2 separate regions of the Homo sapiens genome follow, and region 2 is linked to region 1. The links are chromatin loops, found by intact Hi-C in ENCODE. Cell type or tissue: heart left ventricle. All regions are shown on one strand. Links, peaks and the distances in the headings refer to the core of each region. The heading gives the core; the rest is flanking DNA.

Region 1 (2,823 bases), core at 6-2,505:
ATTTAGCTTCCTCATTCATCTTCTTTGAACAGCACTTTCATCCTGTCACTTCCCTATTTCAGAAATCTTCAGCAACTCCCACATGAATGGAGAATAAAATTCAGATCTCTGAGCCTGCCATTCAAGGCCAGCTACAACCTGCTTGTTCACCCTTACCTCCTACTTCTTGTCTTCATAAACACTACCATCGCCAGACAGGTCTCTTTACAGCTTCCTGAACATTTCTGGCTCCTTCCATCTACCCATTACTTCACATTACATCATCTGGAGATCAACTTTCCTCCACTCTTAGCCCCCTGTGAACCTTATCCCTGCTTCAAGATCCTTCTCCGTGAAGCCTTTCCAGACTCAGGTAGAGCCCGAGTTCTCTCCCTCTTCTGAATTCTGGCCAGGCAGGCCATTCGTTTAGAACTGCCTGCCATCCATGACCAGTTCCCTTTTCTCACCGAGCCCTGCCTGCTGATCTGGATTATACAAGCACTTCATCCAAGGACCATATCCTCACTGCAGCCATTCCTAGTTTAGAGGCCCCAGTGGAGATTGAGGTCCCAGAGAGGCCAGTTGGGTTGTGTATTTGGAACCCACTGAGAATAAATAACAGAATTTTATAGCTTCTTTGAAACCAAGTAAAATCACCAGAAATGTGAACAGAAAAGAAATAAAGTCATGTAAGATGGGGATATAATAATTTAGTGTAAGTTCCTAAATCACAAATTCTTCAAAGGTAGCTCTATAATAGTTCTGGAAAAATACCTGGTGCAGGAGCATTTACTGCAAGATTGCACACCCAAAGATATTACAGTATAGCAATTGATAATGTGGTGATAATGGTGGCAGTGATATTGCTGGCAATGCAAAGCAAACTCTAGTCCTTTAAGGTAAATGAGACATTGGTATTGTTTGATGGGGTCCTGCAATGAGCAGAAATTATTCACTGCCTTCTATGTTAACAACACCAAAGGAAACAAAGTTTTTCCAAAGGGGAGAATAATTTATATTTCATTTTTTAAAAAATGGTTACATTTTCCCCAAGGCATAATGGAAGAGTCTCCTTCAAACAATATACTTCTAGAAAAGAAAGTACTTTTAGGAAATGGGGAAGAGCTTTTGTTTCCTGCTAGCATCAGGCTTTTTGTCTTCTTTTGTGTCTTCTTTTCAGCGATAGGCAAAACGACAGTTTTTTAGTAGAAGTTAAAATTATAGCCCTACTAAAATCTACTAAAATACAGTATTTTATTTCAGTTTAGACTCATTTCCAATTGCATTTAATCTTTTCCAGGCTTGTTATTGCTTTTTCTTACAATTTCCAATGTGAAATGACATTTTTAGTCTCTTTTGCCCTCTATTGAATTGCCCTGGTAATAACAGTAACTAGCAAAATGCTAGTTCTCTAGCATGTAGGAGAAGACATAAATATTTGATCTCAGATCAGTGATGTGTGTAATTGTTGCTATAGAGGAAGCCTTTGATTGCTGCCCAAATCTGGAGGCTTATTAAAATTTAATTTCTGGATCTTTTTCACATATATAAAACTCAGAACATTTCATAGTATATAAAGTAACCCTTCCCTGTTCCTATGGCAAGCTACTCTTTCTCCCAGGGATGGAGCAGTAAGAAATGCGTCTCATCCACAGGAATAGGATTTAGATATGAAAGAGCAATTCCTTCAATGAGTACCGAAAAATTCAGGAAAGAAATATCAAGGGAAATTGTGGATCATCATGTCTAGAAATCATCACATATGAGACAGATTCTGATTTGTCTGCATAACTTTTGGATTATTAATATGGCTAGTTTCTGAAAAATTATAGTAAAGCAAAAGAGGAAAAAATAGATATGAAAGTAATTAATATATTAGCTTGCCTTCATAATTTAATAGCAATTAAATGCTATTCATAAATTATATTTGCAGAATTCCAACCATAAAAAAACATAAATTATGCAAAATTATTTGGGCAACAATGGCAGAAGTATAATATGTAAAGTTTTTCCTTTTAATACTTACATTACAATTGTAAGTGGGATTTGGCTACTGGCTGACTCATCTCATTATATCCAGATGAATGAAGTACTAAAGAAGCAGATAATCCTGAAGCTTAATTTTATATGTTAGTTTCAAAGCCTCTCAGCTGTACTCAAAGCTGTTATAGTAGCACAACTGACTGATCTATCTTCTACCTCTTCTGGTTTCCCTCCTTCCCTGATAGGATAGGACATGAATCCTAAGGGATTAAAAAAAAGTTAGCAAAGCAATAATGTAGGTAATCCAAGAGGGCTAGATATACATATCTTCCCTTAGATAATTCAAGATTGACCGAAAAGTAAATGTAAAAACAATCTAATGAGATTTTTAGAAACCTAAAGAGCTCGGATTCTCTTGTTGGCAGGCATTATGCAATTAATTTCACTACTGGGATTGAAGATTAGAATGGCTAAAAGTACAAGTTAAGAAAATAGACTCTGGAGTTGGCCGGGCGCGGTGGCTCACACCTGTAATCCCAGCACTTTGGGAGGCTGAGGCGGGTGGATCACTTGAGGTCAGGAGTTCGAGACCAGACTGGCCAACGTGGTGAAACCCTGTCTCTACTAAAAATACAAAAATTAGCCGGGTGTGGTGGCATGCGCCTGTTATCCCTGCTACTTGGGAGGCTGAGGCAGGAGAATTGCTTGAACCTGGGAGGTGGAGATTGCAGTGAGCCAAGATTGCGCCACTGCACTCCAGCCTGGATAATGGAATGAGACTGTTTGTCTCAAGAAAAAAAAAAGAAACTAGACTCTGGAGTCAAACAATCTAAAAGTTCAACATGGGTTATGCCACTTAGT
Region 2 (2,823 bases), core at 81-2,580, 560 kb before region 1:
AAACTGTACAGCAACACACACGTTATTACAAAAAGATACATTAAAGAATTTTTTAAATAAAAATAAAAAGCCACAATCCCACAACTACCCTAACCATTTTCATATTTTTATTCCCTTGAAGTCCTTATCTTCAAATACTTTTTAATAAAATTATATTCATGTGAATTGGGGGAAGACAGTATAATATGCCTAGATTCCAGGTTTAAATACTAGGTCCAGCCGGGCACGGTGGCTCACGCCTGTAATCCCAACACTTTGGGAGGCTGAGGCGGGCGGATCACAAGGTCAGGAGTTCGAGAACATCCTGGCTAACACGGTGAAACCCCATCTCTACCTAAAATACAAAGAAAAATTAGCTGGGCATGGTGGCGAGCGCCTGTAGTCCCAGCTACTCGGGAGGCTGAGGCAGGAGAATGGCGTGAACCCGGAAGGCGGAGCTTGCAGTGAGCCTCGATCGCGCCACTGCACTCCAGCCTGGGTGACAGAGCGAGACTCCGTCTCAAAAAAAAAATACTAGATCCAGAACTTACTGTGTGAACCTGGGCAAGGTTCTTAAACACCTTTGTCCTGTTTTCTCATCTATAATACCAGGATATTAACAGTATCTATGTCATAGGGAGGTGTGAAGAGAAAATGAGTTACCACTTGGTGCAGTGCCCGGCACATGGCAAATTAAATAAATGTTAGCTAAAAAAATATAAACTTAATAGTCTGCTTTTTAAAAGATTCAACATGGTATCATAAACCAAAAGTATACTATTAAAGTTTCATAAGAAAAATACTTAAAAAAAAAACTTTAGCATATGTTACATTGACTGTTTTTAAAACATATCTCCCTACCATCCCTTTGTCTAGATATTTACAGTAATAGAATCAGGCTGGGTGGGTGGCTCAGGTCTGCAATCCCAACACTTTGGGAGGCCAAGCCAGGAGGATCACTTGAGGCCAGGAGTTGGAAACCATCCTGGGCAACACAGAAAGCCCTGGTCTCTACAAAATCTTTACACATCAGCCAGGTATGGTGGCACACACCTGTAGTCCTAGTTACTAGGGAGGCTGAAGTAGGAGGATCTCTTAAGCCAAGAAGGTTGAGGCTGCAGTGAACCATGATTGCACCACTACTCTTCATTCTCCAGCCTGGGTGGCAGAGCAAGATCCTGTCTCCAAAGGAAAAAAAAAAAAAAATCAAACCAGAATCTATCTATTACTTCATACTTCCAGTAGAGGTCTCCATCTAAAAAATTATGTACTAGACTAACCTTTAAATGAGTATCCTTGGTTATTTAAAAAAAAAAACAACTATCAAATATATAAGCTTTATCAAATATGTAAGTTTAGGTTTTTACGAGTAAAATATTTAATATAAAGAATATTTGCAGTAAAAAGTGTTTTTTCTCTCTTAGTATAAGTCAGCAGAATCATCTTAACATAAAACCAGGCCAGGCGCAGTGGCTCATGCCTGTAATCCCAGCACTTTGGGAGGCCAAGGCGGGCAGATCACTTGAGGCCAGGAGTTCGAGAACAGCCTGGCCAAATGACGAAACCCTGTCTCTACTAAACGTACAAAAAAATTAGCCAGGCATGTTGTTGTGTGCCTGTAGTCCCACCTACTCAGGAGACTGAAACATGAGAATCACTTGAACCCAGGAGGTGGAGGTTGCAGTGAGCCGAGATTGCGCCACTGCATTCTAGCCTGGGTGACATAGTGAGACTTTGTCTCAAAAATAATAATAATAAATAAAGGCCCCGTTTTATATAGCAAAGAAATCTCTGATAGTCTTCTAAAATTATTCCTTTTAAAACAGAATGGAGTGGTTAGTGTAATAAATGCAGATCTGATTTGGTTTCTACTTTTCCCTTCCATCATTCAGTAGTAATAATCTTAGGCAAGTCAATTATCCCCACGCAGGCCTACCTGGAAAAGTATCCTTATTTCTACCCTTCCAGAAAGCAGAGGGCTAGACCATCTTCTTAAAATCCTTTCTAGTATTAAGACTGACGATACTACAAATCAATAAATAAATTCAGTAGCCATATCCAATTATAGCTAACTACACACTTCTTGCTCCTGTCTTTAGGAATCTAAATTTTCAGGTGCTGAAAGCTATACTACTGGGCTTCTACAAAACATTAAGTTTGTATACAATAGCTAATATCCACTTCAACTTAGCCCTTTAAATATGTAAGGCTTGGTAAATTCCTATAAGACTGGTTATGAGCAAGAACTGATCAATAAATCACCAAACAGTTTGCTTAAAACTCTAAAGAGTGCTGCTTACACACACACGTGCCTGCACAAACACACACATTTAAGCTAACCTCCATAGTTTATAAAGAGGGGGCCAAAGAAGGAGGGATGTTCCAAGCAATTCTCAGAACTAGGAAGATTTTTTCAATAACCAAATTATGATTAATTGTGAGGATCAAATATACTATGTAAAAACATAACACATTTAATTTAGCATTGATGAATTTAAATGGATTCACGCAAACAAACATAAGATTTCTGACTGTGATTAAAGTACAAATTTGCTTTTCTTCTTTAGGGGGTTCATTAACCTATAATGAAGACTTGTAAGACTAAAATAATTATTTCTCATCTTGAGAATATAAAAATCAAGCAATAATTTAAATTATTGCCTTATTATTAAATATCAAGTAATGTAATCAATGGCCAGCAAAGAACAAAAGAGCAAAAACTGTTTCATAGATAGAAAAAGAAAGATAATTTTCCTCCAAATTTATCAGCACTGTAGCTGACTTGTATTTTTGTGTTAAATTCTTGGAACATAAGAAACACTCATATTCAAATATAAGGTGCAA

Evidence for each region. Peaks named below come from ENCODE experiments on the same cell type or tissue, not always from the same donor. Only the 100,000 strongest peaks of a DNase experiment are listed, where the experiment ranks them.
Region 2: it touches region 1 in a loop (2.1-fold over the local background); 7 of 110 quality-filtered maps call a loop at or near these places.

What each region holds. Positions count from the first base shown.
Region 1 is chr12:45,181,970-45,184,792 of GRCh38, reverse strand. It overlaps the pseudogene PLEKHA8P1. Among named protein-coding and RNA genes, the nearest start is that of ANO6, 33 kb to the left of the region's middle. In heart left ventricle, for the core only: a CTCF peak has its summit at 1,349; no DNase peak of the experiment used is centred there.
Region 2 is chr12:45,744,463-45,747,285 of GRCh38, reverse strand. All of the region lies in intron 3 of ARID2 (AT-rich interaction domain 2), which reads right to left. Among named protein-coding and RNA genes, the nearest start is that of ARID2, 16 kb to the right of the region's middle. In heart left ventricle, for the core only: a CTCF peak has its summit at 1,221 (motif pointing right); no DNase peak of the experiment used is centred there.